5 separate regions of the Homo sapiens genome follow, and regions 1, 3, 4 and 5 are each linked to region 2. The links are chromatin contacts, found by Hi-C or POLR2A ChIA-PET in ENCODE. All regions are on one chromosome and are shown on one strand. The core of a region is the stretch at or near the end of the contact, and the rest is flanking DNA. Distances in the headings are between cores, read along the strand shown. Region 1 overlaps GNG12 (G protein subunit gamma 12). Region 2 overlaps MIER1 (MIER1 transcriptional regulator). Region 3 overlaps PDE4B (phosphodiesterase 4B). Region 4 has its middle 130 kb from the start of SGIP1. Region 5 overlaps PDE4B (phosphodiesterase 4B).

Region 1 (4,970 bases), core at 1,538-4,037, 750 kb before region 2:
GGACTACAGACGCCTGCCACCACGCCCAGCTAATTTTTGTATTTTTAGTCATGATGGAGTTTTACCATATTGGCCAGGCTGGTCTCGACCTCCTGACCTCAAGTGATTTGCCCACCTTGGCCTCCCAAAGTGCTGGGATTACAGGCATGAGCCACCATGCCCAGTCCCATTTCTGTTGTTTTAAAAGCCAAGGTGTTGCTGTGTTGCCCAGAATGGAATGCAGTGATACAATCATACTTCACTATAACCTTGAACTCTTAGGCTCAAGCAATCCTCATGCCCCCAGCTTCAGGAGTAGCTAAGACCACAGGCACATGCCATCATGCCCAGCTAACCTTTTCAATTTTTTGTAGTGACAGGTTCTGTGTATGTTGCCCAGGCATGTCTCAAACTCCTGGTCTCAAGTGATCCTCCCGCCTCCCAGAGTGCCGGGATTGTGGGTGTGAGCTACCATGCCTGGCCTACACGTGTAAACTTTGAGATGCATTTTAGATATCCAAGTGGAATGTTGAGAGGTCAGGTAGAGATTAGAGACCAGAGCTCCAGGGGGAGGTTGAAGCTGGAGATAAACAGAGGGGAGGGCTCAGGATCGTTGTTAAAGACTTGATATAGACCAAAGCTCAGTGAGGACAGTGACTGAGTCTATTTATTCACCTCTATATACCTAGGACAAGCATTCAGTTATGTATATCTAATCAATAAATTAATCTGTGGCTATTGTTGCACAGTGATTGTGATTTAGTACAAAACGAAATCACTAACTGATAATTTGCTTTATTGTTCAAAACAAAAAAAATTGAAATCTGGTATGTAGTTTCTTAGAAATAATTTGCTAATAGGGCTGGGCACAGTGGTGCATACCTGTAATCACAGCACTTTGAGAGGCTGAGGTGGGCCCAGGAGTTCAAGACCAGCCTGGGCAACATGACGAAACCCCATATCTACCAAAAAACAAACAAAAAATAGCCTGACATGGTGGCGCACACCTGTCCCAGCTACCCAGGAGGCTGAGGTGGGAGGATCATCTGAGCCTGGGAGGTTGAGGCTGAAGTGAGACATGATCGTGCCACTGAACTCCAGCCTGGGTGACAGAAAAAAAAAGGAAAAGAAAAGCTTTTATAATAAAGCTTGACACTGAAAAGAATCTTAGAGGCCATTTAATGCAAAGGTTCAAAGTGTGCAGGCAAGGAATGGTAAGGGGAGTGGACAGTTTATTGCAAAGGGTGAGCCCTTGTTTACAGGGGCCACATATTGACAATAAACTGAGTAACAATGTCTTAAATGTAATGGCACCACTCTTGTTAAAGTATATGAAGATGTTGTTGCAATTAATAAAGAGAACATTTTTGTTAATTTCTTGTTATTATGTATTTTCATAACCAGTAGGCTCCAAAAAGACAGCTATCTTTGGAGCAGGGAAAAGCTAGTGCTTATACATTTAAAAAAAAAAAAGAAAGTCTTCATATTGAAAAGAGGAGGAAACACTGATCTAGTCCAAGCTCTTTGTTTTACTGATGCAGAAAGGGAAAGGGAAGGGGATTGAGTAACTTGCATAAATTACACAGTTAACCAACTAACAGCTGAACCTAGATAGACCCTCGGTTTCTTGACCCTGGGCCCAGAGCTCTTCTTACCATCCATGTGACTGTTTATCTTTCAGAACCAACTTTCTTCAGGCCAATAAATGAGGTATTGCCTTAGAACAGAAATCATTTATATTTGGCCATGGAATTATATTAATGATTTATTTTTATAATGATTAATTATGAGAATTATAATTAGACTTTGCTTTAGCTAGTTTCAAAATCCATTTATAATCCCCTAAGCACAGGCCATTTGGCAATGCAAAAGACTAAGTAGCCCAAGAAGGGTTGATGAAAGTATGATTTTTAATTTGCAGTAGATAATTTACCTAATGAGTACTACTTATATAGAAAATTAAGACTTGGTTTTAGTTGCAAACATCATTTTAAGGAAGCTTAGCAGCCTACGTGGAATTTCAGGAGTGGACACATCTGAATATCCACAATTCTTGGTTTATATTCAGGCTGCACAACTTTAGTACCTATATGATGTTGGCCATGCTCACTCACTCCTCCAACCCTCAGTTTACACATCTGCAAAATGAGATACTTCTTTTCCAGTGTTGCTGTGGACATTAGCAGGCACACACATTTGGTGCTTGCACAAATGAGGTCCTAAGAGGTGGGTCCCTCTCATCTTACGTGAGGAAACTGAAGCAGATTAGAAATGACCCAAGGAAACCACTCCGAGTTCAGTCTGGAGCCCACTCCCCTAGGTTTTAATCATCCCCCAACTCAGTCCCTATCTGCTGAGGTTCCTGGATCCAGACGGTTCTTACCAAGGAACTGTCTGTCCCCACCACATGGATGGTTTTCCTGGCAGAGGTGTGCCCTGTGAGGGGGTCACTGCTCCTGGGGTTGGCATCGTGAGGCTGAGCCTGCAGGCTGCACAAGTATGTTCCACTGAGAGGCTGCCCTGGTGACTCCATTACTCACGCATCCCTGCCACACAGTGCAGCTGGGCCGTGGCCCCAGCACAGGGTTCATTTACATAGCTGCACAACAGGAAGCAGTCTAGTGTTTAGAGCTGCCCTGGCCCACTGAGAGCAAATTGTTTCAGGTGCTGTGGTGTGGGTTCTGGAACTGTGGGCTGTGCCTTTGGCGTCCACGTTAGCATCAGGAAGCAGTAGCCTTCTACTGCAACATTCTCCCTGCCTGCTGCTTGGTTCGGGGGTTGGGATTTTTGTTTTGCTTTGGTTGTTGTACACTCTCACGCTTGGCAGGCACAACCGGAAGAAGAGGTGGGCGTTGTGTCAGGCTGGGAGGGAGTGCCTTTGTGGAGCCAGGGTTCCTAATGAACAGACTCCTAGTTCTTCTCCCACAGTTCCTGCAAGTGAAATGGCAGATGTATGAGTCACTTCATAAGATGGGAACAGGAAGACATCCTGTTGATGCCAAGCCATTTTCAGTTCAGTGATGAGAATCTACCCCCCGCAAGAAAGTGTGTTTGTATCTTCCTCCTTTCCCCAGTGCAGAGGGGGTCAGCACCTGGCTCTTTCCCTTGTGAGAACTCCTCCACTTGGTTTAGCGCCCAGGAAATCAGCCCTGTCTTTCATTTGCATCTGTTATGTTATCAGAAGATCCTCTTTGCCAAAGATACTTTCTGTCTGAACTATTTTTAAAAAAATATTTTCCCTTGTTTTTTCCTTCTTTAGAATAATATTGTACTCTGTGATGGTTTAGGATTTTCTTTCATGGAAGAATTTTTTTATGTTTTTCTCACAGGAGCTTCACTGTTGTTAGTGAAGATCACTCAGAAATTATAGTATTTACAGTGATTCTCTGCCCCTTTTAATTGAATTCTCATAGTTCCTTTCTTAAATTATTTGGTATTCTTTATAATCATTATAAGAGGTCACATTTATTGAATGTTTGGAGGCAGGCACAATTTTAAGCACTTTACATATGCATTTCATCCTCAGATAGTTCCATGAGATGTAGAGACTGTTGCCACTCCCATTTTTGCAGATGAGGACGCAGGCTCCAATTAAGCAACTCCAAAAGTCACACAGTTAAATGGCAAGAACCAGAACTTAAGCCCTGTTCCTAATAACTCCCTTTGCCAGCATTCACTCAAAGTGTGATCAGCAGAACAATGATCTCATGAGATGTTCCTCGGAAAATATTTTTATGTGCAAATAATTTGGGGAAATGCTGCAAGCCACAAGCCTCTTGCCAGATCATAAATGTATCTTAGTGCAGGAAAGACCCTGAGAAGTCTTGCGTGAAAGAAGTCTGCTTATCATTGTGTGAACTAGGGCTTTCCAAAATACATGGCATGGAACCCATTTCAATATATACCTATTAAATTGTAATACATCTGAGGCCAGGCGCGGTGGCTCATGCCTGTAATCCCAACATTTTGGAAGGCCAAGGAGGGTGGATCACCTGAGGTCAGGAGTTTGAGACCAGCCTGACCAACAAGATGGAACCCCATCTCTACTAAAAAAAATACAAAATTAGCCAGGCGTGGTGATGCATGCCTGTAATCCCAGCTACTCTGGAGGCTGAAGCAGGAGAATTGCTTGAAGTCAGGAGGCAGAGGTTACAGTGAGCCGAGATCACGCCATTGCACTACAACCTGGGTGACAGAGTGAGACGCTGTCTCAAAAAAGAAAATAAAAAGAATAAATAAATAAAAATTGTAATACATTTTAAGAAACACCATACTAGTCTAAGAAAGCAACTAGAGCCAGACCCTGTAGTGTGCCTGTAGTCCTAGCTACTCAGGAGGCTGAAGCTGGAGGATTGCTGGAGCTCAGGAGTTCAAGGCTGCAGTAAGCTACGATCCTGCAACTGTACTCCAGCCTGGGTGACAGAGCAAGGCCCCATCTCTACAAATCATAAAGAAGGCAACATAATGTGATGGCTAGATACAAGGGCTTTGGAGCCAGAGAGTACGTAGGTTCAAGTCCCATATCTGCTACTCCCTAGGTAAGTTATTTAGCTTCCTGTGCTTCACTTCCCCCATCTGTGTAGTGGGGAAAATATAGCACTCTTGCATAGGGTGACTGTGAGGGGTAAATTAGTGCGTCTAAAGGACCTGGAACACCGTTGTGCACATACAGAAGTAGTCAGTGTTCTAAATGTAGCAGAAGGAGTCAAAACATTTACCACTGTGGGGTCAGATCACAGCCAAAATGCTGTTTCCCCAGTCTTCAGAAAACCTATCAAAGAAGAAGCATGCCCTCACCCTCCTTTCCTCTAGCACTCTCTCTAGCTGCCCTGTGCTCTCTCTGCCTCTCACCATCTGCTTGTACTAGATAGCAGCCCAGACCTGGGCTCAGGTCTAGGCAGTAGGTCTCTGCCCTGCCCTTGAGTCAGGAATAACACACACTCCCGCTGGGACACAGGACAGCTATCAGGGTTAGCCACACACTGTGGGTG
Region 2 (4,378 bases), core at 1,530-4,029:
GTAACCCTTCAACTTTTACTTCCTCTTTGTTTAATATTTCACCTGGTCCATTAGATGACACTCCTAAGTTGAAAGAAATATAAATGAAACCACAATTAGAAAAAAGTTAAATTTGCAAACTATTATAAAACAGCTTGTAGTTATTGTTATCAAGGAAGCAAGGTATCAAATACATAGTCTAAATTCTTGCTCTATTACTTATAAGCTATGTCGCCTTAGGCAAATTATTTACTCTTTCTGTATCTCCATTTCATTACATATATACAATGAAGATCATAATAGATATTCCTCACAGGGTTGTTGTGAAAATTAAATAAGTTAATAAATGTAAAGAACTAAGAACAGAATTTGGCATATGTTAAAAGCATATTAGGTATATGTGACAGCAAACAAGCACTGGATCCAGCAGTCTAACTAAGCTGAATTAATGGAAAATGCAGTAAATTACTCAGATTTAACAAAAGGTTTTCAACATTCTAAAACCACGTAAAAGCAAGATGAATGCTCTTTCTTTAAAAAGCTTGAGTAAACTGCCATATAAAAGCAAGATGTCATGACTTTTTTATTCTTAATGTAAATCTATGGGAACTGTACTTTAAAAGATCACACAAGGCTGGGTGCAGTGGCTCACGCCTGTATTCCCAGCACTTTGGGAGGCCAAGGCGGGTGTATCATGAGGTCAGGAGTTCAAGACCAGCCTGGCCAATAGGGTGAAAACTTGTCTCTACTAAAAATACAAAAATTAGCCAGGAGTGGTGGCGTGCACCGTCTCCCAGCTACTCGGAAGGCTGAGGCAGCAGAATCACTTGAACCCAGGAGGCGGAGGTTGCAGTGAGCCGAGATTGTGCCACTGCATTCCAGCCTGGGCGACAAAGCGAGACTCTGTCTCAAAAAGAAAAAAAAGATGATCACACACTATTTACCTAAGTAGACTTAAATAATCTGTCATAATGTTAAAAAACTAATGCCGCACTATCCAAGCATATACTTGAAAGTGCTAAATTATTTACTTAAGTAAATACAAATTACTTAAAAAGTAAATACAAATTCTATAGTAGGTGAGAAAAGTAAAAGCAAAATTATTCTAATAAAAGAAAACAAAAGTTCATTTTAGAGTTGACTGTAAAATGGAATGCAAATTTTGGTGATAAGAAGTAAAATATAGGGTGCATCACTGAATAATTACAATTTAATTGCTTGAAAAATATTCGGCATAAAGGATGAGCCTCAAATACTGTATTCTGATAGAAGAAAATATTCTATTTTGACCAACTCAATGCACTCAAATCATGAATGCACATGGGGATTATGCATCATAATATATTGAAGAGAACAATTCTGTAGGAACAAGTCCAAAAAGCTAGCTGACGACTGTGATTAGGTCAAAAATAACTGTAAGATTTCAAAGTACTAATTAAAGCCCCATATAAAAAAGTAATATAACATTGGGATGAAAAGTTCCTTCCTTCCTTTGAAAAAGCTGGCAGTTTTGACTGTACGTAATGTTGAGTGGCTTTTGAGCTACAAGTAATTTATAAGTAACTTATGAACACTTTCCTAGCCTAACAGCATGTTCTCATCAAATAGTTTCTTAAAAAGGAAAAGAAAATGATTTGGTGTTAATATGTTAAGAACAAACAGGAAAAACAATAGTAGTACCAACTGTCTGCCTCCCTTGAGCCTATACGGTTAGTCCCAAGGTCAGAGTCTCAGCATCTTATTCTACTTCAGAATGGACGTGACAAACATTAGACATCAAGTCAATAAACCTTCTTGGACCAGGACATAGTTACTGGGCCCTAAGTTTTGTTTGTTTGGTTTATTCCTAGAAGTAGTGAGGGAACAGAGAGGGGTCATGAAATGAACTAAGCATATACACTCCAGCAGGACCAATGTGAGACCAAAGGTCAGAAGAGGATCAAGGCTTTCACAGTGTTTCTCTTCCAGTTTCTGTCAGGAAGAAGTCAGCTCTTCACTGGTACTCTCCTATCACCAGTTTCCTCAGAGGAGCTGGGGGTGGCGCTTATTACTTTCTTCTTGGAACTCTTTTACTTAAAAAGACCATTTAATCAAAGAAGAAATCAAAATAATTCTCTGGCTCTTACTACTGATCAGCACAGTGATCTCTGGTCCACTGTATATTTTAAACGGAAACACTATCTGAACCTCAAACAATTGGTATGCCTTTTTCTTCTCTTTTTCTTGGAGAGAAAAACAAATATTTCTGTAGAATATTAATATACAGGTTGATACCGGCTTTATCTTTTCTCATTATTCAAGGTTATTATGCTATCAAAGAGAACTTAAATATTCAAAACAGTGCACTTGTTACCTTACATCAAGGTATTTTGCAATGATCTGTATATCTCATGTGAAACTGCAGGGTTTTGACCTAAGAGTTAACATAAATACTTGTATCTAGGCATCAACCCAACTAGACAAGACAGGAAAAGAGATGCTACTGAAAAAGAACAAATTTCTTACAAGAAATAGTCACTGTTGACAGTAGGCTTTATTAAAATTACTTTTTAGTGATGTCCAATCACTTTGTATTCTGTTAGTATATATGTATGCTGATGTTATGTTTGTCTCATGTGTTATCATTTTTTACTTTCTGCTCTGGAAGTTTAATAGAAACCCAAACGGAATTTCCCAAGTCACTGCAAGAAAGTGTCCCTTATTATGAAGAAAGAGAAATGTTTCTCTGGTTGCTTACCATTTTGATTAGCAGTGCTTACAGTGCCATCTTCTTTCTCAGACTGGCTGTTACTACTGTTTGATGCAGTTGGGGGAGGGGATGGTGCTCGACTAGATGCAGCACTTTCACTTTCGTCTAGAAGACGATCCATGTAATCCCTTAAAATTAATAAAACAATTTTTATATTAAAAAGAGCTGAAAATTAAAAATTAGTTGAGGTTAAATTCAGAAGGCTTTCTTAACAAATATATCCTAATATTCACTTAACATTCATTCCAGTGCTTCATCTATCATACCAGGATCTGAATATTTAAATGAAAAGCTCCTTTTGGTTACATGTTTATAGGAAAAATGCATAACGGCTTTAAAGTAACAAATTTTAGAGACCCATAGGAAATTTTAAAGCTTGTAAAGTTGTAGGCAGGTGCTCAGAGTGGCCCAACTAGAACTGGAAGATCTCTTAACTGAAGTGATAGGGGTGATGTCTAGTAAAAGTACAAAAGAATTTCTGTACAAACATAGATTGAATTTTAAAGCTCCTAAAGGCGATACCTAAAAGACAAATTTGAGCCTAACAAAAAGGACTGATTACCTCCTAAAACCTTCCTGGATATTTTTGGTATTATATTTCTGCCAGATCTGAGCTATAAGATGCTAACTAAATTCCTGGGATTATCTGCTGGTTTTATCCTGTCACTTTCTCATTGTATGTGAGCTCATTTCTTCTCTAAATCATTCCTGAACTACGTAACTGTGGTTAAGTGACATTGGTGAGCAGATCTGGGATAGAGATTTGTCTCTCTCAGGTTTAGTGTATCACCTACAAAATGTAGATAAATCATATGTCTAACACACATGGTTATTGTATTATATATGTACATAAAAATGTTTCATAATCCAAAAAGTGCTACTAAACCACTAGAATAAAAGTCAGCCAACTATAGCCTGTGGGCTGGCCATCTGTTTTTTGTAAATAAAGTATTATTGGAACCCAGCCACACACCTTTGTTTACATAGTGTCTATGACTGCTTTCCTGCAACAACTGCACAACTGAGTAGTGTGATTAAGTCCTTTCTTACTACAGAGCATAAAATATTTATTCTCTACCTGTTACAGAAAAAGTTTGCTGATACTAGATACTGCACTAGAATTCCCCAAGGTCAGGAATTTTTAGTCTACTTTGTTTATACCTGCACCACTGGTACCTAAGTTGTGCAAGGCACAGAACAGAAAGAAACTCAATAAAATTCTAATTGTGTTATTTATCTTAAAATTCCTTCAGCATAAGTATGATAGAAATATTAAGACAAATCTCTTAGAATTTTGTGAGCAGGGTAAATAAGAAGGAAACAGTGGAAGCTCTGAGGAATTTTCTGAAAGTCTGTGTTAATAGTCTATAATATGCTATTAATTGTAGTTATCTCAACCTATATGGTCATCACTGTCTCCTAGGTTATAGGGATTTAACAAATATAGGGATGTGATACCTGACTTCAAGAAACTTCTAATAGTCTGAGGTATAAAACTAATACATATCTCAGAAATGTATATGACCATGACCTATGCAATTTACATTCTATGCCTTATTTTCCTCATCTATAAATGAAGGGAATTCAATTAGATGGTCTTGAATACCTATAAATCTATATAGAATTAAATTAGATGGTCTTGAAGACTTC
Region 3 (4,786 bases), core at 2,014-4,513, 610 kb after region 2:
GAATAATGGTTGAAGGAGCTACAATGTAGAAAACATGCTACATTTAGCTGTATATAGTTAACATTTGTTCATGCATATTATGAGCCAGACACTATTTTTACTATTTTACAGCTTTAATTCATTTAATTCTCAAGATAATCTTATTAAATAGGTGCTGTTATTATTACTTCTATTTTACAGATGAGGAAATCGAAGTGCAGAGAGGTGATATAAACTTTCCCAAGGTCACATAGTCAAAAAGTCTGGTTCCTATTTTCAAGTGGAACAGGAAATTAGAGGAGAAATTACATACCTTATTTAGCTAGAAATATTTTAAAAAATCAAACAAGAAAGGTTGCTCTAGAAGAGTACACTTTGATTCCCAGAAACCTAATAATTTACATTATTTCAAAAGGGCCTTGCTGAGTTATCTATTACCTGATGCTTTCAAACAGGCATATTTTTGGAGGGATTCTATAGCATTGAAGAGGATGAATAATATGATTTACATGTTTCCTTCCAACTCAATGAGCCTATCAGTGTCAGCATAGTCCCATATGATGGGTTAAAGTGAGAGCATTTATCCTCCCAGAATCTTGAAGCTTATGTAGAAACATCTAGATTAACTGGAACTTGATTTCAAGAACCCTAAATTAATCAAAATGTGTTGCTGCCTTCTGCTTTTAGAGGTGATTTTTGGATGTTTTTAAATATTAATTAATCCCTTCATCCACGAGTACATACATTCAGATAACAAAGATTTATTGAGCATCTACTGTATGTAACACTATGCCTGATTTCATCTTTGGCTGTCTATTGTTAGCTCCATTTAATGATGAGAACATTTAAGCTCAAAAATTTAAGCAATTTGCCCAAATCCCCACAGGTAGGAAGGTACAGGAAAAGACTTGGAACACAGGTTTGTCAAACTCTGCTTTTTCCAGTGTACTCTACTCCTTTGGCAAGAAAATCAAGTAGATCCATATTTCACAAGTAATTTCAATAAAAAGGGTTCTACTTGTGTCTTGGGTCATTAGCTCAACAAACATCACCGGTTCTCCTTTCGCTTAGGGCTGGTATAGTGTTTGTTGGTGAAGAATACAAAGGTTAAAAAAAGAGACCAGGCAAAAAACATTGTTCTGTCTTGGAGAGGGTTCAGTGCTGGGTGGGGAGACATCTGAGAACAGATTATTGCAATTAAGTGAGAAAAGCTGAAAGTTAAATTGCCTAGAGTGTGCATTCTTCTGATCTTCCTGTTAATTGAAATTTTACATCATCAACATCCAGATTGATGCAACAAATGTCTGAGCATGAACGCTGTGCCAGGAGGAGAAAGTACTAGGCATGGTTTCTGCACTCATGAAGGGTCTAGTTAGCTTGGATGCCTGAGGTCTGACCTGGTTCTTGAGATTTCCGTATAGGAAACTAGTGAAACTGTGCAGTTTCATCTTACCTAAAAGTTAGTTAGAAGTCAGCCAGTAAGATAAAACCAGGATATAACAAAATTTACTGTTTAAAATAGCTATATTGGGCATAATATGCTGTCCATGATGAGTTCACAATGAATATCTGAAGACAGTGGGGGTGAAAGAACACCTCAGCTGCAGGCATGATTCTCTGTTTTGGAGCGGTGGATCTCTACTCCAATTGCACGTTAAGATTACCTAGGGAGAGACTGGGTGCAGTGCCTTGTGCCTATAATCCTAGCACTTTGGGAGGCTGAAGTGGGCAGATTGCCTGAGCTCAGGAGTTCGAGACCAGCCCGGGCAACATGGTGAAACCCCATCTCTACTAAGATACAAAAAATTAGCCAGGTGTGGTGGCATGCACCTGTAGTCCCAGCTATATGGGAGGCTGAGGCACAAGAATTGCTTGAATCTGGGAAGTAGAGGTTGCAGTGAGCCGAGATCATGTCAGTGCACTCCAGCCTGGGGGAAATTTTTAAAATCTGATGCCCAGGGCTTTGCCCAAGATCAATTCAATCAGAAATCTGGGAGGAGGATGGGCCCCAAACAAGTGTTTTTAAATATATGTATTTCCCACATGATTCTTATTTGCAATAAGGGTTAATTAAGAACCTCTTCTCAGTAGAAAACAAACCTGCAAATATTTCTAGCTCTGGGCATTGTAAAACTCACACCTCTGGCTATTGTAAGCAATTTATTTTGCTCCTTTTCAAACTCTCAGAGATGGTGAGGCACAATCAGATATCAGAGATGATGGAAAATGTTGGAAATAGCTCTGCAACTAGCAGGCAAGCTGGTTCTGAAATGTCGGCTCATCTTAATTTCAGCTGTGTTTAGAGAAGACCATCTTACTGGTTCACAGAGCACTCCCTTGTGGCTAAATTATTATGGGCCAACACCGATTCTTGTTTGCAACCTTCTGCAACAAACACACACATAAACACACACACACACACACACACACACACACTCTTCTCAGGATAAAATATTTTAAAATGCTGACTTTAAGATTTCAACAAAGCATTAAGTATTTTTCTTATATATAAAAAGTTCTTTCCAGAAAGAAAATCCTAGCCATATGACCAACAAGAGGCTGCATGGATCACTGAGAAAACCCTGAGTGTCCACCCATGCTCTGTGGGTTGTGGTTTAAGATGACTCTTTGGACCTCAGATTCTTCATGTGTCAAATGAATCAATGGGACTCTCTGACTGCATTATACTAATGTTCTATAATCTATGATTCACTTTTCTAGAGGACTCAGCCAAGTTGGGGATTCCCTTATTTATCTAGTAGATTAAACTCTTCAGACTCTTAAAGAGGTAGAAGGAAATAGTTCGAGATGAGCAAAGTGGTTTTGTTTTGTTTTCCTTCCTCAACCCCCTTCCTGCATCATTGAGCTGGGTGAACAGTTGCTAAGAAAAAAGCGAAATGTTCCAAACTAGGGGACTTTTTGGACATAGATTCTGAAACTTCAGTTGTGATGTTGGCTGGACACAGTGGTTGGCTTTCTTTGTGGGGAATGGCACAAGAGAAGAGAAAGATCTGCTTTTCATATGTCAGAACTAATTGTGAAATAAGTGGGCCTACAGACTAATCTAATCATGCTTTTCTTTATTCACCTCATATAAAAGTCTCTTTAGAATGCATTTGAACACAATATATAATAATAATACTATAACATACATTGTGAGAAACATTTGAAAATGATAAAATGTCCACCTGAAACAATGCAGTGTTCATAGACATACATTGGTCATGCACATTTGTGCCATTTTCTGTAATTACTGAGTCACAATGCTGAACTGAAAGCATGAAACATATTTTACAAACTGAAACTGACATCAGTAAGAGGCCTAACAAGTGTTATCAGAAGAGGCTTCACATTTGCGTAATTTGCTACATCAGTTCACATTTTATTATAAAAATTCACATTGTTTTATTGTTTTCTTTTGTAATGAACTGGAACATGACATTCCTGCTTAATGGCAGGCAGGAGGCTACCTCTTCAAAGTCAGTAGTTCGGGAGCATTCAGAAGAATCATCTGTGAGCAAATGTAGTGTTTCCTTTTGAACCAAAGCCACAATGATAGTAGGATCCAGTTATAACCCAACTCATGCCCACATAGATTTGGATAGAACCTGGGTAAAAACTACATCCCATTGCCCCCTGCCCCTATCAAGCTATACAAAAGTAAAAGCTCAGTATAAACCATTTAGTATCTAATGTGAGAATATTGTTTCCAAAACTGGTTCATAAAGGGGTTGTGCAGAAGTAGCAACTCAGGCAGGGAAAGGGCAGACCCTTTGAACAAAAGCCCACCCCTGTCCTCTCTGCCAAGGGGGCCATATGTCTCTACTAAGTGACGTTTGGGTTATATAATACACAATACAAAACATTACAAGAAAAAGTCGTAACTCTTAGGCAGAGTTTTCTACACAAATTTAACACCACCATTGGCAGGCAATGTTAGATATATAAATTAATAACTTACAAAACATTACATTATATACATTAAGTAATAAATACACGGTTATAAACAGGAATGGAGGTGTTAGCGCAGAAGGCAGTGCAAGAGAAGGACGGCAGCATTACATTGAAAACAGCCTAACGGGGTGAAGAGAGGAGGTAGGGAACAGGGCCAGGGACTGTACAACTCCTGTGGGGGGCAGGGTCCAAGACACAGCAGGGCACACTGCTGAGTTCTATGCAGACTCTCACGGTGAACGACACCACTGCTCCTTTCTACCCCCTAATTTGTTCAATTTTATTCTGTTTACAGCAAAAAGTTAAAAGTACTGTTGGAGGCAGGCAAACAGAGAGAAGTTTTAAGAGTGACTGTGGAGTTGGACTGGACAACAGGGGAAGGAAGTAAAATGTGGTTAGAAGTGTATCCTTTCTGTCTGTTTGCAAAAGTAACTGTAGTAAAGTGAAGGATATTGCCCAAGAAAGAAGGAAGACTATTTTCTTTCCCTTTTCCAGAAAGAGTCAAAAAAGTTTGTCAACTTTGAAAGCTTATCTGTGTAGAAGTTGATACTAAACTCCAGGTATTCAACAGGCATTTTAAAGACATGAAAATGTTTTACAAAAAAGGCACACAGGTTGGCAGACAAAGGGACAAGTGAGAAGATTCATAAATGAAGTTATTAGTCAGTGAGTTCAGTCACTGTCGGGGATAAGTTCCCGAAACTTAGTGCAGAATGATCTCTCAGTTTTGTGTCTTCCATTTTCAAGCCATGTGTCTTGATCAGAATCGGCCCCCAGCAACAGCTTCAGCCCTCTCCACCAAGCTTGCCATCAAGGCAAGTCAACCGTGGGATTTCCTGAGCTGCTATTTGCT
Region 4 (4,307 bases), core at 1,517-4,016, 580 kb after region 2:
GGAATTTCAAGGAATAAGAGAAATAAACTGTAGGGTTTCTCTAGCAAGAAAACTTTGAGTCATGACTTAAAGCTTCCTGTACCATAGGCAAAGTCCCCAGATTCAGGGAACATGTAGGGTGCACTTGACATTTCGACATGAGATTAACCTGGATTTAAGTGGGCTGACTTTCTAGGAGTCTCAGAATAAGATGGCATTCGTGGTGTCCCCCAGGGCTTAATCTGGCCCACATATGCCTTTTGTTTAACACACATTCATGCTAACAGAATAGTTGGCTTAGTCCACAATTTTAAGACATCAAGGCATTTTGCATAAAATATAGATTTCTGGCTCCTCTTGAAGAATGGAAAAGCTGGCAATTCTGGGCCCATATTCTCACATACCAACATTTGGTTGGAGTTGAGTAGTCACTGCCTTAAGAAGGCAGAGAACAGCTGTCCCCTCCTTGCACTCCCCACCCATCCACTTAACTCAAAGCCCCTGGAGGCCTTTGTATTTGTGACTCTTCCTCTAGAATGCAACTGCCACAAAGGCAAGGAATGAGAGCATATGTCCTGAGTGGAGCTCTATCTCCAGTGCAGTTCTGCACAGTACTGGGTTGTGCGTAGGAACTTAATAAATGTTTGCTTAATAACAGAGAATGAATGAACCCAGCTTTGTCAAAGCAAAACAGATCTGCATTTAAATCCAGGCTACGTGATCTTGGGTCAGTGATTGCACTATCTAAACCTCTGTTTTTCTCATCTATAAAGTAGGAATCAAAATATTTGCCTCATAGGGTGGTACGAGAGAATGAATGCAAAGTGCTTAGCAGGACGCCAGCACATAGCGTGCACCCAATAAATATTTGCTGTATGCTTGAAAGAATGTTTAGTCACAGCGTTGTGATCCATGGGCCTTTGGCCGGATAAACTAGAAATTCATTTTATGAAGCCAGCATAAGAATGGTGGTGGACTAGTAAGGAATCACAAATGGTGACAAAAATAGCAGTTCTCATGGCAGTGAGGGATTGCTGGGCAGAGAATGGTGACTTGTTCCTCTCTTAAACTGTTGATGATTGGGGCGATAGCATAATTTACAATGGTAGAGAGAAGGCTCCTAGGTGAATTGTAGAGAGGAAGGTGTGGGTTGTAAGCACAGGCATTGGAGACAGACGGATGTTTAATATGTGCTAGACACTTTGCTAGGCTACTAAATTGTTTCCTCATTACAGAATAAGGGTGATAATACCTACTTTATGGGGTTCCCTCTGATTAGTTAATATATTAATTAATGTAACATACTTAACACACTGGCTGGCACAATAGGATATGCTTAGCAAAAAAATAGGTATATTGATATTAGAGGGAAAACATTTTGAGGTTTATGGTCCTCATTGCAATTCTAGTGTTTTTTGTTTTGTTTTTGTCTTTTTTGTTTTAATGCTCCCGGTTTCCATAGCAGTCCATACTGTTTTTTTATTCCATCACCTTGCTGTGTGACCCTGGGCCACCCGCTTTTCTTCTCTAGGCCTCTGTTTCCTAGAGAGTAAGAGAGTTTCCTTGTGCAGTGGATGCTGTGGTGTGCCACCTAAATCCCACCTTTAAAACAAAGGCATTCAGTGCCCCCAGTGGTTGCAAACATTGCCTGCTGATGGCCCATAAGTAAATTCCTCTTTGAAAATGGCTCTCTTTACCAAAGGTAACTGCCTTATCCAAGGTTACACACAACCTCTCCCTGGAAGCTGGTCTGTGCAGAGATACGAAGGTCAGAGAGGTTAATCTGAGACATCTCTAAAAGGCCAACCCAGATTCAGAACTCCCCCATGGGATCAGCTTAAACCTCTGTTTCATTCTATTCAACTCTCTCTGCCCAGTCCTGTTTCCCTTGGTCCCTTATAGATGTTCCCGAGAGCACTCTCCAAGAAACATCTGGCAAAAATCTCCCTCTATGAGTCTGTTTCCAGGAAACCTGACCAGTGGCATTTTGGGTAATTTCAGCTTCAGTCTGTCTGATCTCAAAATTATTTTGGTTTGTTGTATTTGGGTTAGGTTATAAGGAATTGAGATGCATTACAGAGGAAGATCAAGGATATCTTCCCGTGAAATCCTTAATACAGGCTCTTTAGAAAATTCTCTGATGAGGATCTTAAACTAATGTGAGAGTGGGGCTAATACTTTCAAGAAGGACATGAGGTTTTAAGCAAGTAGCAGATGTCATTTCGAGCTGCTGACAAAGGATTTTGGAGCTTGAGGCACACGTAGTACACAACTCTATTAGACATGACTTTCAAGGACCTACATGGAAACCTGGACATCAAGCCTGCAGGATAGATGTTGAAAACACTCAAGTTTTCTTCCCCAAAGTGCTGCATGCAGATTCTGCTGAGACTGTATCTTCTTGCCAGCAAGAAGCATAGACATTGGCAAATGCTGCCTCGATTTCAGGACTAGGAAATTATGAAAATCAGCTGGGATAGGGAGATCTGGTACTGTCCAAAAGCACCAGCTTTTGCTGGAAGTTTTCTCCCTGACAGCAGGCATTTCCGTGCTTGGAAGGGTGAGAAGAGCTTGCCTTTTACTGCAGAGATGTAGGGATATTGACCAAGGCAGGATGACCCCAGATGTTCCTTCAGTACCCTTCAGAAAGTGAATAGTGTGCTCAGTCCCTCAGAGTGTGGTAAGAGCTCCTCCAAAAACAGTGTGTGCAAAAGGAGTCACAGCTGCAGCTGGTGTTCGCACTGGTGTCCCTGGGGACCTGACACTTGGAGTCATGTGAGTCCTCTGTCTGGCTCAGAAGCAAAGCTGCAGAGCCAAGAAGCTAAATCCATTCTTCACAAATACTCCCATGAGGGGAGGATGCAAAGCAGCCAGGCTAGACTCATAGGAGGCCAGGATGTGGGGATGGTTTTAGGGTCTAAGCAGATGAGCAGAGAAGGAGTCCTTCTTGCAGGTCTAGGTAGAGAACATTTACCGGAAACTCCTGACATATACAGAGGGGTTAAGGATGTGTCTTACAGTCAGAAAATAGACACTTCCTTGGGCAAGGTATTTAACTCTTATGAATTTATATATTCTCCTTCTGTAAAGGGCATTGGCTTTATAAGTTGCTGTGAGGACTCAGTGAGGTCACATACTTGCAGCATGTAGCACAGGCCCTGAGCCTCAGCATGCACTCTGGAGTGATCACTGTCTTTATCTTCATTCTCCAAGGTGGCTGGAGGTGAGAGGTGCAGGCTGGAGCAGTGTGAGCTCTGGGTGCTTTTAGGACAGGTGTCCACCAGGACTCCATTTAGGAGATCCTGCCTGCAACACATAGCAACTTGTGCCTGGAATTGTTATTGTGTCCAGACTGGGTCATCCTCCTGCCTTTGAAGCCTGAATCACTGTCTTTGACAGAAAAGGATTATCTTTCCCTTCAAATATTCCTTAGTAGTTTATTCTAGTCTCTCTTGACTCCAGTGGACATCTAGTTTAAAATAGCAGAAGCGACTAGCGGAGTTATTTTTCTTCATTATTAATGGCATTATTGCAACAAATTTTGATTTATTGAGTGCCTATGTGCTATCTCATTTAATCTTCATTCTCACTACTGAGTGAGGCAGCTTCGTTACACAGAATGAGTTTAAGAAAAAAGAAAAAACGGGGTAGAAGCAACATAGTAGCCAATAAAGCTGGTTCATGAGTACATGTGGGATTCCACCTGGGGATTCCCAGAAATCACTGGAGCATACTCTACAGGACCATGGGTTTTTTTCATGTGGCAAGAGCAGCCACAGTACATGTTAGGAAGTCTTCTGAAATCTCCTAATCCAAGATTTTATAATTTGGTATAAAACATCTTCAATATCCTTCTCCACATCTCTGGGTCAGGATTTCCCTAAGCCAGAGAAAACAAACTTCAATTCTTACCTTTTAACACTCTCCTTGACATGGGAGTTCACCTCTTTAATTAAACCTTTAGGCCAGGCATGGTGGCTCACACCTGTAATACCAGTGTTTTGGCAGGCTGAGTCAGGAGGATCATTTGAAGCCAAGGGTTTGAGATCAGCCTGAAAAACACAGTGAGACCCCATCCCTACAAAAACAAAACAAAACAAAACAAAACAAAATTTGCCAGGCATGGTGGTGTGTGCCTGTAGTCCCAGCTACTCCGGAGGCTGAGGTTGGAGGATCACTTAAGCCTGGGAGGTAGAGACTGCAGTGAACCCTGACGGCACCACTGCACTCCAGTCTGGGTGACAGAGTGAGACCCTGCCTCTAAAACAAAACAAAACAAAACAAGACAAGACAAGACAAGACAAGACAAGACAAGACAAGACAAGACA
Region 5 (4,886 bases), core at 2,098-4,597, 630 kb after region 2:
ACTAGAGCTTTACTGCAGTGGGATTCCCCGCCCCAGGTTCACCCCATTTCCCTCCTCATCTTTCCCCTCTGTTACCCTACCCCTGTACTCCCAGGATTTATTTCATCTATAGCAAGTTGAAGGAATAGCAAAGCACCATGGCAACAGCCCCAACTTGCAATTGGCTCTTTTTCCTGTGAGGCATTCCCCTTTCAAATGAGCATCCGCATCCAACAATAGCTTTATTTCAAGCATCCAAGCCCGGAGTCATGCCATCGCCTGTGCCTAGGAGACCTGGCTTTTGGAGGTGAAGCCAATGCAAGCCAGTATTTCTGCCTGCTGGCTCACTGCACCAGGCATTGTTCTCAAAGATGTCCAATCATCCTCCTTCTGGGTAACCCTGCTTGCGTATGTGTGTGTGTTTCCCATGATACAATATGTTTGTAACCAGGCATCTCTGAATCAATCATCTCAGCTAGCATATTTTACTTATTGAACCTCTGTGCAATTTTGAATCCCAGGTGAATCACATGAATTCCAAATTATTTCGTTTTAAAGACACAACTGCTCAGTCACAATGGCCTCTCATTTTAAATCCTCAAAAGACAGGCACCTAGGCTGAAGACTCAGAAGCTGAAGAAAACAAGTTTATATGCTCTGACCGATAAGCTGAATTTTGGCAAAGAAGTGAACTTTAATTGGATCATTGTAAAAATATGTTGTAAAAAGCTTAGAGACAGATGATTTCTTCCATAATTTTCTCTGCACTAGACTTAGGCAAATATAACATTCAAACAATTGTCTCATTTTGGCTCCTTTAGTCTCTCTGAAATACTTAGGAATGTTTTAGAGTCAATCAGGTTTGTAGTAGTTCAATAATGCCCTTTTTTCACGTATTTGCCAACCATTTATTGAATACCTAAAATGACCAGGGAAAAGAGTGATGATATAGCAGTGAAAAAAAAACAAAGGAACAAACAAAAACTCTTTTCATGCTTTTAATCAGCTTTCATTCTAGTAGGAATAGATATATTAGGGCATGTTGTTTAACCACAACAGCAAACAGTCTAGAGAGGGTAGGACCAGTTCTTTACTAGCTATATCGGCAACTCTGCTCAGAAGATAGGAGCAGGTAGAAACTGAATCATAAAAGGCTATAAGAGGAAAGATTTCTCTGTTTATTTTCTTTCTATAGTCTTCCATTGCCACAGGACCCTGTTGGGATACATTGTCAATCACTTTCAATATGGAATCAGGGAGGTGGCTCTCAGCTGCAGGGCTGAAAATAAACCAAACTCCTCACCTTTCCCGCATAGTTTACTGAAGGGATCAGTGTACTCATGCAAGTCATTAACAGATGAATATCACCTTCCTCCTTCCCAGGCTTAAACTAATTCTCCTATGAGCCTTTTGCTAAGGGCACAGCAATGCTACCAAAAAACATAGTCATCTTAAGGCAACCATAAAACACACAACATGGCGAAGTATGCAAATGGAGGTCACTTAGTGTCAGAAACTAACCTAGTCCTTTAAATGTTGCTTAGCAACAACTGTTGGTTTTCCTCCTCCATAAGGGAGGGCCCAACCACACTGATGTGAAAGCAATCATTGCTCTCATCAAAAAGCACTTATGAAGGGCCCATTTATGTTGGGCTCTGTACAAACTAAGAAAGGCAGACATGGCCTTCAAGGAGCAGACGGCGGGGGGTGGAAGGGTATCTTTTACATTCTAGTATATGTAGAGTCCAGTTAGTATGACTAGTGTTTAACTGTGTGATGAGACACATTAAGAAATAGAATAGATATGAATTATGTTTGAAGTTAAGCCTGAGGAGACAGTTGAGGAGCTAGGCTTAGTTGGGCTTTCAGCATCTGACTCCCACATGGGAGTGTTTCTGTTGAGCCAGAGGCAGCCACAATGTAGTAGACAAATCTTGACTTTTCATTCTCAGCTCTCACTCTCCTGTGTAGTTACATCACCTCTCATGTGTAAAATGAGAATGATCAACCCTAACATTTCATACTTGTATGATAAATTCTGTGGCTGCCTCCTACAGTTTGGACACATTATTTACCAGCAACCAAGACTTCCCAGAAAACAAAACTCCCTCTACATGACTGAGGAAAACAACTCAAATTGAAAATGCTTCAGACCATAACAAAGGAAGGGAAGCATTTATCATCCCTCAGAGTTTCATAGTGTAAGACTTTTGGAATCTATTTATTAAGTTACACGTTTCATCCAGACTCGAAGGTAAAATAGCTCCTGGGTAAAACTGTGTCCCAAGGAGTTACTGGATTGGAAGGAAATGGGCATTATTTACTTTATTAAATTCAGTAGAGAAATCCACAAACAGGAACACATTATTTTAAAGATAAATGTGTCTCTACCATCTCATGTACACAGATACTATTTTCCCTAAGAATCTGCCTTCACAGGAAAACCCTGTTACAGCCTACCTAGAAATAATGTCCCCAGAGGAAATGGCCAATGCCCCTTTTCAACACAGACAAGCAAAATTTGTGAATAAACTCTAATAAAAAATTCCTCCGATGCCTTCTTAAGCTTATGCCCAACATTAGATTCACATACACTGCTAGAAATTGCTTCTATTTTTTGAAAAGGGAAGAAGGTATATTTTCTAGATATGTGATTTAATATTATTGGCCTAGAATATACCTTTTCTATAAAATTGTCTGATTTTTGGAATAAGTTCCTTTAATAGTGAAAAGTTATTTTAAAAGTAGAGAATAGGTAATAAAAGCTAAAATTCAATTACACTTGATAGGAACATTTTGTTTGATGGCTTCAATTTTTCTTTAGTTTTAACACTGCATACAGAGATTATTTCTTCTGAGCCAGTTTCTTCTGAAGTGATAGGACACTTCTTCACTTTTCTATATTTCTCATGGGAGAATTAGTTTGAGCTTTATGCAAAGATCCGCAGGCAAGATAGGCACTATCTTGGTAATGAGTTCTTAGTTAAACTAATCACATAGGAGGAGTGAACTGGAATGATCGCAGGCTCTTCTCAAATCTAAAATTTGGGGATTTTATGTTTTTGAGAATAAAACAGTCCAGAATAGTGATAACACAGGAAGCTAGTATAAAGCCCATGAAAGAGCTTCTTCTAAGACTAATTTAGGCCTGTTGAGGGTGACCTGAAAATCACTTAGGAGTGACTCCTAAGTGATTAAAACTATTCTTCACCCTATCAAAGACTAGCTAAAGCAGGTACCTTCCTCTCATGGATAACCTCAGGATGAGGTCAGTAGGAGAAAACTGTAAGAACAGAGAATAAAAAGGTGTCAAAGAGAGGAAGGCAGCCCCAGCAGTTAGTTACTCTTGTGGGTGGCCGTCTACGCAGGAGCCCAGCTGTGAGACAGGCGCCTTATTGTGTGGGATCTTCCTGTTTTTGCAGAATGAAACAACTGCCGAAGTCATTAAAGTCACAATGACTTTATTAGGGACTAACTTTTGACTCATGTTTTATACTTTGTTAGTCATAACTTAAAAAGAATTCCCGGGCATCAGGAAAGTGAAGGGGCTGAAAATTCCTCCTGAAGGCACAGAATGCCTTCAGTGCATTCTGTGCCTTCAGTGGTAGAAAGAAGTCGAAACTGCAGTGGTACAGTTTAGTGAGAAATGAAGTAAACAGAGTCTGTCCCTGTCTTAGCTCTGGCCCTAAGCAAATATGTAATCTTGGGTAAGCTGAATTAACTTCTTGGGGCTCAGTTTCTTTAGTGGTAAAATGGCTAGCTTCTAATCTTCCTTTTGACTTTCAGGAATTTTGCATGGGAAGAAATGAAGACCCAAAGAAGTAAAGCAAATCTAAGTTTTAAATGAAAAAGAAATAAACAGAATGAGGGATATAGTGTGCTTGTCTAAAACTCCTTATGAAACTAACAATTTCCACAATTCTTAACATTTCAGATTATTTGACAATGTGCATCTCATCTCTTCCCTCCTTTTTGTGTTTCCCTATAAACTCTACCAATCATTTGAAACTTGATGTCCAGTTTCTTTATTGACAGGTTTGTCTTATTTGAAAAGCAAGTGCAATTGAATTGAGTTGGTAACATGGTCAAAGAAGTAATAATGGACATGCAATTGTCCATTAACGTCTGCTTAATCAGCTAGTGTTCCATAATGGGTCATCTTAGCAAACAAGTTCTGCTGTACTAACATCTGCAGCAAACCTTTGGTGTGCCAGGGAACAAACACAGTGAGATCATTCTCACTGTCCATGTGCCAAATCAGAAAGAAACTCTTCTAAACATGTTAGAATTGAGTGCTTCTTGTCTTAACTGCTCAGCAACGTAGTAATCAATAGGTAAGTATACAACGAAAAACAAGCATGAATATATCTACCATTATTCTGCATCAAAAATTATGATGAAGCAACAATAGAATCAATTCTACTTGCTAGTTAGAGGACAAGTCTCTGCTCAAGTGACATATTAAAAGGCAAAGCAGGGAAAAACCATTAATGCCTTCATACAGAATTGAAAAATATCAAAAGATCAAACAAATTTGAATATAGCTGCTCTATAACTAATCTCCTAAATGAGATTAGGGCTTGAACAGCTCCCCAAATTATTACATATTTCTTCCTATCTATCTAACCCTTTTCTGCTGTCCATTTTTCTCAGAATTTCTGAAAACTTCTCAAGAGATGATATAACACACATTATTGGAACACTAAAAAATTGACGTTTCCTAGACCCAAAGTGATTCCCATAAGAATGTTTATAGCAATTTCTCATGATCCAACATTCTCTCAACTCTGAAAGTTGCTGCAGTGATGTAATCAAATGGACAAAAGATACTGTAACTATTTATACCTAAAGACTGATACATTCACTATGCATTTTAAACTATATATATAATATTTATAAACTATATT

Evidence for each region. Hi-C counts contacts between places; a loop is a spot of excess contacts on that map. ChIA-PET counts read pairs that join two places held with the same protein, here RNA polymerase II (POLR2A). Pooled maps may share reads with other maps.
Region 1: a loop to region 2 is called in a map with no recorded cell type, with 5 times the contacts of the local background. The contact joins two enhancer-like sites. A Hi-C loop is called at or near these places in 6 of 37 single-sample maps with no recorded cell type and 3 of 50 pooled maps. POLR2A ChIA-PET finds 5 or more read pairs at or near these places in 1 of 52 experiments (T-cell).
Region 3: a loop to region 2 is called in a pooled map, with 6 times the contacts of the local background. The contact joins two enhancer-like sites. A Hi-C loop is called at or near these places in 4 of 37 single-sample maps with no recorded cell type and 3 of 50 pooled maps.
Region 4: a loop to region 2 is called in a pooled map, with 5 times the contacts of the local background. The contact joins two enhancer-like sites. A Hi-C loop is called at or near these places in 3 of 37 single-sample maps with no recorded cell type and 4 of 50 pooled maps.
Region 5: a loop to region 2 is called in a pooled map, with 5 times the contacts of the local background. The contact joins two enhancer-like sites. A Hi-C loop is called at or near these places in 2 of 50 pooled maps. POLR2A ChIA-PET finds 5 or more read pairs at or near these places in 2 of 52 experiments (GM10248 and activated B cell).

Annotation. Positions count from the first base shown.
Region 1 is chr1:67,734,093-67,739,062 of GRCh38, reverse strand. All of the region lies in intron 2 of GNG12 (G protein subunit gamma 12), which reads left to right. Among named protein-coding and RNA genes, the nearest start is that of GADD45A, 51 kb to the right of the region's middle. RefSeq lists an enhancer at 2,838-2,917 and a silencer at 4,894-4,970. Within about 2 kb of position 2,787, at least 36 of the 41 ENCODE cell types and tissues checked have a DNase peak (open chromatin) inside an H3K27ac peak, as active enhancers do.
Region 2 is chr1:66,980,257-66,984,634 of GRCh38, reverse strand. MIER1 (MIER1 transcriptional regulator) reads right to left here. Exons shown (of 14, transcript NM_001077700.3): 13 at 2,717-2,856; 14 at 1-63. It also overlaps a transcript of SLC35D1 not described here. Among named protein-coding and RNA genes, the nearest start is that of MIER1, 57 kb to the right of the region's middle. RefSeq lists silencers at 1-62, 50-99. Within about 2 kb of position 2,779, at least 9 of the 41 ENCODE cell types and tissues checked have a DNase peak (open chromatin) inside an H3K27ac peak, as active enhancers do.
Region 3 is chr1:66,372,833-66,377,618 of GRCh38, reverse strand. PDE4B (phosphodiesterase 4B) reads right to left here. Exons shown (of 17, transcript NM_002600.4): 17 at 3,045-4,786. Among named protein-coding and RNA genes, the nearest start is that of SGIP1, 160 kb to the left of the region's middle. RefSeq lists enhancers at 3,163-3,342, 4,289-4,338, 4,709-4,786. Within about 2 kb of position 3,263, at least 8 of the 41 ENCODE cell types and tissues checked have a DNase peak (open chromatin) inside an H3K27ac peak, as active enhancers do.
Region 4 is chr1:66,400,835-66,405,141 of GRCh38, reverse strand. No RefSeq gene overlaps it. Among named protein-coding and RNA genes, the nearest start is that of SGIP1, 130 kb to the left of the region's middle. RefSeq lists enhancers at 3,636-3,765, 3,896-3,945, 4,036-4,115, 3,607-4,307. Within about 2 kb of position 2,766, at least 11 of the 41 ENCODE cell types and tissues checked have a DNase peak (open chromatin) inside an H3K27ac peak, as active enhancers do.
Region 5 is chr1:66,348,777-66,353,662 of GRCh38, reverse strand. All of the region lies in intron 8 of PDE4B (phosphodiesterase 4B), which reads right to left. Among named protein-coding and RNA genes, the nearest start is that of SGIP1, 180 kb to the left of the region's middle. RefSeq lists enhancers at 1,643-1,692, 1,703-1,792, 3,385-3,434. Within about 2 kb of position 3,347, at least 24 of the 41 ENCODE cell types and tissues checked have a DNase peak (open chromatin) inside an H3K27ac peak, as active enhancers do.